2 separate regions of the Homo sapiens genome follow, and region 2 is linked to region 1. Evidence: chromatin contacts called from ENCODE Hi-C or POLR2A ChIA-PET data. All regions are on one chromosome and are shown on one strand. The core of a region is the stretch at or near the end of the contact, and the rest is flanking DNA. Distances in the headings are between cores, read along the strand shown. Region 1 has its middle 32 kb from the start of ZNF648. Region 2 has its middle 84 kb from the start of CACNA1E.

Region 1 (4,323 bases), core at 1,341-3,840:
GAGAGCATGACCCTACTGACACCAATTTTGGACTTCCAGCCTCCAGAACTGTAATGTAATACATTTCTGTTGTTTTAAGCCACCCGGTTTTTGGTGCTTTCTTATGTCAGCCCTAGGAAACTAACACTGAGTCTTAAGGAATTCCTCACTTGTCCAGAATTGCCCAGCTAGTTTGGGATAGAGCCAATATGCCAATATTCAAACCCAGGGCTGCTTGGCCCCCAAATCCATGGTCTTTTTTTTTTTTTTTTTTTTTTTTGAGACGGAGTCTCAGACTGTCGCCTGGGCTGGAGTGAAATGACGTGATCTCAGCTCACTGCAACCTCCGCCTCCCGGGTTCAAGCGATTCTCCTGCCTCAGCCTCCTGAGTAGCTGGGATTACAGGCACACACCACCACATCTGGCTAATGTTTTGTATTTTTAGTAGAGATGGGGTTTCACTATGTTGGCCAGACTGGTCTCGAACTCCTTACCTCATGATCCACCCGCCTCAGCCTCCCAAAGTGCTGGGATTACAGGCGTGAGCCACCGCGCCTGGCCTCCATGGTCTTTTGATAATGCTGGGGTGAGTCAATCTTTGATTCTATTTTACTGTGATAACATGATGTAGGATCAAATATTGACTCATATCAGAAAAGTGATTCCTTATCTTCTAGTCTTTTTAATATTCTGTGAATAGTATATATTTTTGTTAGAAAAATTACTGTACGCTACTATAGACTTCATAAACACTGTACACTTAGGTTTCACTATATTTATGAAAAAATATTTTTCTTTCATCAGTAACCTTAGCTTACCATAATGTTTTTACTTTATAAACTTGAAAAAAATGACTCTTTTATAATAAGTTTAAAACATAAATACATTGTACAGATACACAAAACTTTTTTTTCTTTATATCCTTATTCTATAAGCTTTTTATATCTTAACTTTTTAATTTTTAAACTTTTTTGTTAAAAACAGACACAAACACACACATTAGCCTAGGCTTACAGAGAGTCAGGATCATCAGTGTCACTGTCTTCCACCTCCACATCTTGTCCCATTGGAAGGTCTTCAGGGGCAATAACACACCCGGAGCTGTCATCTCCTATGATGACAATGCTCTTATGGAATACCTCCTGAAAGGCCTGCCTGAGGCTGACAGTTAACTTTTCTTATAAGTAGAAGGAATGCACTCTAAAATAATGATAAAAAGTATAATACAGTAAATATATGAACCAGTAACAGTCGTTTATTATCATTTTGAAGTATTATGTATTGCACATAATCATGTGTGCTACCTTTTTATATGACTGGCAGCATGGTAGGTTTGTTTACACCAGCATCACAACAAACATGTGAGTAATACATTGCGGTACAGTGTTACAATGGCTTTGTCGCTAGGTGATAAGAATTTTTCAGCTCCATTATAATCTTATGGGACTAATGTCATATATGTAGTCCATCGATGATCAAAATGTCATTATGGGGCACATGACTATAAATGTACCTCTTGAGGACTGGCCTTTCTGACAGCTTTTTTTTTTAGTTTTGAGGATCAAACCCTTGGGGCCATTGATTCATTGGATCATTCAGCAAATGATCAAATGGGTAATTTGCGGTACAATCTAAGCAAAGGAAAACCTGAAGATGTCCATTTCTTCAAGGAAGCTCTAATCTGGAACAGCAATAAATTCTCTACGCAAAAGAGAAACACTCAAGGCAGTAAGGTAACAGCTCTGAAAGTGCTAAAAATATGGAGGGGAGCGAGCGATAACTTGTATGGTCACCATTGACCTTGCTGATGCAGAAATAAATCATCTTTACTCTTCATTCTCTTGAATTCTCACCTACCCTGCCACCTCATCCAAAATTTGTTAATTCTATGTGCAAAACATCTTTCAAATCCACCCCTCTCTCTTCATCCTCACTGCCCCCATCCTAGTCCACATCAATGCCAGTCTTCTGATTTTCCTGTCCCTAGTCTGATCTTCTCCCAATGCACTCTGCAGAGTGACCTTTATGAAATGTAGATCTGATTATGCCACGTTCCCACTTTAAAAGCCTCTAGAGGTGTGAACCTCTAGAGTCTTCTAGAATCTGACTTCCATTCTCTGTCCAGCTTTATTTCTTGCTGGACTACTCTATGCTCCAGCCATATTGGTCAAAAATTGTTTTAGTTTCTGGAACCTATGGTGATCCTCTCACCGAGGCCTGCTATTTTCTCTTACTGGAACTCTGTCCCCTCCCCTGGGCACCCTCCCGCCTCTGGCCTAGCGAATTCCTTCCATCTTCCGGTCTCAGTTCCTCCAAGAAACCTTCTCACCTAACCCGTCCGGTCAGGGTACTTTCCTTACCTAACACCCACTCCCTCGTTTACTTCTCTTTGGCTGGACTGAAGTTGGGCAGGGCAGGGGCTAGTCTGCCTTCTTCTGGGCCCAACCCTCCCGGCCGGCACCACAGGCATTACAGGTACTCTGTGCACTCAGGCTGCGCAGACCCGCAGCTTCCTATCCTGTAGCTCACTTTCCTCTGAGGCGGGCTGGAGGCGGAGCTTGTCCGCTGGGGGTGGGGCTCAAAGCTGGGGCGGGGATACGGAGCAAAACTTAAGAGGAAGATGAGAAGCCTGGTTGGCCAGGAGGCTTATCTGTCAGGACAGGGGGCGGGGCCTGGGGGGCCGTACCTTTGCTTACCGCGAGTGGGCGGGGCAGGTTTTACCGCCGCGGCCCATCAGCGAAGATCGCTGAGCGGCGCCCGCCTTGCGGGCCTCCAGGACCCGGCCGCCGCCATCCGGTGGGAAGCCGGGTGGCCTGCGGGTGAGGGGGGCGAGGCGGACGGAGGGCACCACACCCCCCGGGGGGCGGGGCGGGCGGAGAGCACCCTACATCCGGGAGCCGGGGCGGCGCCTGGAGAGCGGAGCAGGCAGCGCTTTCTGCCCGCTGAGTGGGTCAGGCGCCGCCCCCTTGTGGTCTCGGCCTGCGGGCAGCCCTTTGGAGCGCGCGGGAACCGGACGCCCGCCCGAGGAGAGAGGATCCAGGAGACCACTCCGGGCGGGATCCGCGGAGCCTGGGGCCGGGCGGTTGGCCCACATTATAAGAGGGCCTGCGTTGCTTCTACCTCAAAGGCTTTAGGGTGTTTGTTAATTCCCCGCCCCCCAACCTGATGATGCTCCAGGTATTTACAGGCAGGTGCCCCATAGGCTGTTTACTGGGAAGCAGAATTGGTGGACTCCGTTCGGGGATATGAGGAAAGATCCATAAGCAGAGAGAATAAAGCCTTTGCACTTACATTTTACTTCTCTTATCCCTCACCTCTACCACCTTTCCCCTTGACCCCCAATGGGCTGCAGGTCACATCATCTTGTCCTTGATATATTCAGAAAATAGAAGCCCCTCAAACAACTTAGAAGCAGTCCCCGCATGTCACCAAATAATAGACCACAGCTGGCATGTGAATGCTACCAGTTAGAGATGTGTAGTAGTTTGTAATTTCCTCATGAATAGTTCAAACTAGAGATTTCTAAATTATTACTAAATTTTAGTATTAATCTAAATATTGTTAATAGATTTTTGTATTATTACTAAATGCATAATCTTTGGAGCAGAAGTTGTGGGAAAAGAAGATTTGGACAAATACCTGACAAGTTACCCGGTATTTTACTTTCTTTGAAGCAATTAAAGAGGTCTGTGTCTTGTCTTGAATAATTAATTTACTTAGGTTGCTGTTTAAAATGCTTTTAAATTTTCAAAACACATCTGTGAGGAGAGGTCTCCACATCTTCAGTTGAAAACTGGAAGAAGCAAAAGGAATAGAGTGTTTATCTTTGAAAAAAGCACACCTAACTAAAATAATAATAAAAAATATGCAGGTGGATAGAAACTCAACAGCTTTCTTCATAGGGTTTGAAACCATAACTGAAGGAAAGGCTATCTGCCATCTCCACTTTGTCTGCTTCTTCAGTCATCTCTCATTATTCAACTTACCTTCTAGTCAGGTCAAATTACAGTTTCTCCAGACTCATATTGCTTTCATATATCTCTTTGTCTTTGTACATAATACTCCTTTACCTTCCTAATGCTTATTTTACCTTCGAAATTCAGCCAATGTATCAACTCTCCTAGAAAGTTCCATTATCTTTCCTCCAAGTACAGGTCTTTCCACTGTACTACCATCGAGTTCTGGGATGCTTCTCCTTGGTGGCATTTTTTATACCGTGATATAATTCTCTCTTTACTTATTCCTGTATCAAGTTGTTAGGGCAATGCCTTTATCTCAATATTCTGTAAATGTAGCATGGACGGATTGATGATGGACAGACAGGTGGGCGAGGGAATAGCTACA
Region 2 (4,909 bases), core at 66-2,565, 630 kb before region 1:
GCTAAAACAGATAAAATTACCCACTACATTCTTATAGAGACAAGAGGTATCAGATCTCAAGAGTTTAAGGAAAATAAATCACAGGAGAGAAATCTTAAAATTGGGAAAATTATTTCCATTAACTACTTCTTCTTCTGGGACTTGGGTAAAGACTGGAGCTACTTTATTTTAAGAGTAGAACACATCTGTCCAGCCTGCAGAAGATGCCTGGTTTGAACACCTCTGCAGCGAACCTGGCCAATGGAACAGCTGGGACTCCCTTGCAAGCTGCAGACCTGCTTTGTAGGGTAGTTCCAAGCCCTGAAGATAGGTGGGTTTTCTGCCACCAGATGAGGGAATTCTAGAGGCAACCAAACAGACCTTCACAGTAAAAAAGGGCAGAGGTCTACAGGAGCTCTCAGAATGTCTCTGGGAGGGTCAAGAGCATCAGTCCTCACTGATGCCTCCCATGCTCCCAGCAGGCCTCACATTATAGAATTCTCTTCTATTACTACGTCTCACCACAATAATGGTGGATGGGAACTCTGTCCTGAACCCTTACAAAACCCAGGCCCCTGCCTCGGTGAGTTTTTTGTTTATTTCCAGGCCGGAGTGCAGTGGCACGATCTTAGCTCACTGCAACCTCCACCTACCGGGTTCAAGTGATTCTCCTGCCTCAGCCTTCCAAGTAGCTGGGATTACAGGCATGCGTCACCACACCAGGCTAATTTTTGTATTTTTAGTAGAGACGGGGTTTCACCGTGTTGGCCAGGCTGGTCTCGAACTGGCCTCGAGTGATCCGCCTGCCTCGGCCTCCCAAAGTGCTGGGATTACAGGTATGAGCCACTGCGCCTGGACAGGGTGGGGTGTTTCAGCCTCTCATCACGTCACTAGGAAGACTCCAGGAAAAAGGAGGAAAGTGAGAAAAACTTTTGTATGGGCTACATCAGCGATGCTTAGAATCCAGCTCCAGGACCTGGTGTCCCTCCCCCTCATCCCGTCTTGTCCTTCCCTCTCCCTGCTGAGCTCCGCAGCCCTGGGGATTCCACATGTAGCCCTTACCCTTCTTGTACTCCAGTCAGTTCTCATTGGCATTCTCCTGGTTCTCAAAATGCTTTTACCCTATTGGCTAGGGCAAAAAATGACCTGAGAGATCCTGGACACTCTCCTAGCAACTGTGCCAGAGCTGGTGGCCATCGCCTTTTTGCAGAGACAGATGCTCCTGTAACAGGAACAAATCAATTAGCCAGCCTGCTGCTAATGTGCAAATGTCACCTTATTAAGCTAGTGTCTGCCTGGGGAAGCCGCCTCTTTCTCCTGTCCCCACTCTGAAGCTCAGCCCTCTGCTGTTGCTTCAACCTCTGTCTCTTCTGAGGTCAATTGTAAAATGAAACTGCTGCCATCTGAACATCTATGAAAGCCACAGGCTCTACCCAGATGCCTTGGCTGAGAGGAGGGGCAGTTTAATTTCCCTTCCTTCTCTGAAGAGTCTTGACGTGCAAGGACCAGCTCTCCCTTTATCACCATTTCCAGAAAAACACAAACAAGGCAAAACAAAATAAAAACAAAACTTTGCACCTATTTTTGGTGCCAAAACCTTAAATTAGATTAAGATCACATCAATTTCTTCCATAAGCTTTGTAGCTTAGGAAGTGCATGCTCACACTTTATTTTATTTAACCCTCATAATAAATCTATTGGAGGAAAGGACAATTATCTCCATATTACAGATGAGAAAACTGAGGCCCAGAGAGGTTGGCTGACTTGCTCAAGGATATTAAGCCAGTAAATTGCAAAGCCAGGGCTGGAAGAAGGGCAAGAAGGGCCAGAAAAGCTGATTCAAAGCGCAGGAACTCTGGAGGCACCTCCTGGCAGCTGGAGCAGGGTGTGCGGAGTGCCCTCCCTCCATGAGCTAAAGGAGGACTGGCTTCCATGAAGCACCAGCATTGCTCTGTCACCCCCACCCAACCTGGTCACCTTTCACTATGACCACTTTCCATCCTGTCTCACTTTCAGAAACGAGGTCTGAGCAGTGCAGCTGGACCTACTATAGTCATAGTTTCCACTGGCTTTGACTTCATCAAGCGAAAACCAACACCCCTTTGAAATCTGTAGCCCCATCCCTAAAAATCAGCCTTTCAGCTTGAATCAAAAGGCAAAAGGCAATGGAGATCCAACTGGAAACAGAGCTCCCTTCCTCCCTTCCAGGCAATGCTGCTGTGTAGAAGGTCACTTCAGAAATTCTGTCTACACTATGAGGACATAAATATTAGGGAGAATCTCCTCTGCCTCACATGAACCTGGGTCCTTCAGTGAGTCCCCCCACCACATCCCCTCAATCCTTTGATTCTTCCCAGTATTGTGACCTTTCCGTCCTTCCTCTGAAGTTGTAGGAGTTGATTCTTCCCAAAATAACCTGAGTAATGGCTTGCAGGAAAGTTACAATTAGCTTTTCACAGGGAAGAAAGTTTAGAGAGTTTTTTTTTTTTTAAAGGAAAAGAGGTAGAAGGAAAAAAAAAAAGCAAATGAAAAATCTTGTGGTCTTCTAAGTCAATTTAGAAAACACTGAGTTATTTCCGTAGAGCTATTCTGACAGGAGATACATTGATTTTTGGCCTCTCTTCATTGTTTTTATTGCTGATTACATCCTCTTTTTCTAGATTGTCCCAGGTGGCCACAGGTGAATGAATTGTGTTTACTTACAGACCACTGATTTCTGTGTTGACACACATTGATTTCAGCTCAGAGTAAGAAAGATCATCCTAATAGAGCTATCTAAAGTTGGAATAGTTGCTTGGGTGGTGGGGGAAAGAGGGTGGTAATGAAATAGTGAAATCCCTGTCAACGGAGGTGTTCAAAGACTGAATGACTGTGGAGGGAATGTGATCGAGCTGACTCCAGCAGGACTGGGAAGATAGCTCGGGGGATCTTTAATGTTCTCACCTCATGTTCAGCATTAACACCTGAGATGACTGTTTAATATTATGTAGATACTACGTGCCAGTGAGGACAGTGTTTCCCAAAGTGTGACTTGTTAGATGTTTCCCACAGGGTGGTATGCTTGATGATTTTCTTTGGTAAGGAATTTACTGTTAAAATAGTAAAAATACAATTAGTACAACAAATCACAATTTCATGGATATCATTGCCTGGGATGAAGCTAACAAAACCCATGCCATAGTAATGGACATTTAAACTGTAAAAATTACAGGTGAGGCCCTAAGTGGTAACCTTGAACATTTAAGACCTTCATTGCTAAATTTTAGCCTTAAATGTTTTGAAGGATGAATAGTACAGGTGACCCAGATAAATAATAGGGAATCTGATCTACTGTAGTTCTATGCTATATCTCAGTGTTCCCCCCCACCAGGGGTACATCGTGAAGCAGATTTGAATTTGCTTCACAAAACTCAGGTTATAAAAATCTAGCATTCATTATTTCCAGGATCTTGCTAGATTTCTGAGTTTCCAGCCACTTTAGTGGAAAACAACTTGATCTTTTTAAATTTATGTTTTACCTTATTTCTAGCCAGAGGTTTTCTAGTTAACTGATGATTTATCATTCTTTTGATTATATATATCATTCCTTTGATGTATATACAGTCAGCTGCCTGCTACCCCTCCTTTCCTGAAGTTTATGTGGCCTGACGTTGGGGTGGGGCATCTGGGCTGCAGACCCTCTGGGGAGGCTGCAGACTGGCCGTGGCTGCAGGGAAGAGGGCCCTCCTTGTCTGTGGGCATTGACACCTCTCCCCCACCACATCAGCTGCTGAAGCATCCCCATGCCCTACCAAGCCTCTTGTCTCCTGATACATGAACCCTGTCTCCTCCTTGCCCAAGCCTCGAGACCCCTTTAGGACCATTGGCAAGGTCCCCGTGCCCCTCTTTGGCTCAAGGTCGTGTGCTGAAGACAGGAAATCTTCAGAGAGCCTCCTGCACCACTCAGGAGACACAGGAGCTTTAGGGATAGGGAGTGGCCATCACGGGCTCTCTCTCTCTGCCTCTCCCCAGTCCTGATGGCCTGTGTTTTCCCTTGGGGTACATTGAGCTCCTATTGATCAGGCACTTTGCAAAGCTGTCTCTGTCCAGGGTTTGAGAGGGTCACGCTTTGCTGTATTATGGCTGCAATGGCTTCCAACTGGTCTCCCTGCCTCTTCCCCTGCTCTCCCACGGTCTGTCCTCACCAGCAGCTACACAGGAGTGTCATGCCTGCTTAAAACCCTCCAAAGGCTTCCCACTTACCTCAGAGCAAAAGGCAAAGGCCCTCTGTGATCTGCCCCCCAACATTACATCGCCGATATCATCTGCTGCTACTCCTGTTCTAGCCACACTGGCCTCCTTGCTGCTCCTAGCAAGGAACATTCTAGGCATGCTCCCTCATTAGGCCTTTGTGCAGCTTTTTCTGTCTTCCCTATATCAGAATTGCCACTTCCTCACTTATTTCGAATATGCTGAAATGTCACCTTCTTGGTGAGGCCTACTCTGACCACACTGTTTCAGTTGCAGTCCACCCTAACTCCCATCCTTCCTGCCTTGCTGACCCTGACATGATGCACAGTTCTTAGCTTAAACACCCTGTCCTCCAGGCAGCCTCCCCAACTCCCCAAGACCCTCTATAGCCTCCCAGAGAACCTTATTTGTTTTTTCCACTTGAGCACAAATCAAGGTTCATGTTAGAATCTGTTTATTTTTCTGTTTTAAGCTCTGGTGGCTGGCACAATGTTGGGCAAGTAATAGGTGCTTATTGTCAATGTATTGAATAAGTAAATGGTTGAATGAATGAGTGAATGACTCAGTTCACTTTAAAAAAAGCTTGAAGATTGTTGAGGAGATTGGCTAGTAAGGCTTGTAAAACCTCCAGTATGGTGCTTGGCTCAAAAAAAGGAAGTTTATATTTATAATTCCTATGATAAAGGAGGGCTTCTTGTCA

Evidence for each region. Hi-C counts contacts between places; a loop is a spot of excess contacts on that map. ChIA-PET counts read pairs that join two places held with the same protein, here RNA polymerase II (POLR2A). Pooled maps may share reads with other maps.
Region 2: a loop to region 1 is called in a map of naive thymus-derived CD4-positive, alpha-beta T cell, with 10 times the contacts of the local background. The contact joins two enhancer-like sites. A Hi-C loop is called at or near these places in 1 of 168 maps with a recorded cell type or tissue (naive thymus-derived CD4-positive, alpha-beta T cell), 4 of 37 single-sample maps with no recorded cell type and 11 of 50 pooled maps. POLR2A ChIA-PET finds 5 or more read pairs at or near these places in 1 of 52 experiments (GM12878).

What each region holds. Positions count from the first base shown.
Region 1 is chr1:182,027,146-182,031,468 of GRCh38, forward strand. No RefSeq gene overlaps it. Among named protein-coding and RNA genes, the nearest start is that of ZNF648, 32 kb to the right of the region's middle. RefSeq lists a silencer at 2,583-2,972. Within about 2 kb of position 2,591, at least 30 of the 41 ENCODE cell types and tissues checked have a DNase peak (open chromatin) inside an H3K27ac peak, as active enhancers do.
Region 2 is chr1:181,396,761-181,401,669 of GRCh38, forward strand. It overlaps a transcript of CACNA1E not described here. Among named protein-coding and RNA genes, the nearest start is that of CACNA1E, 84 kb to the right of the region's middle. RefSeq lists an enhancer at 1,753-1,862. Within about 2 kb of position 1,316, at least 2 of the 41 ENCODE cell types and tissues checked have a DNase peak (open chromatin) inside an H3K27ac peak, as active enhancers do.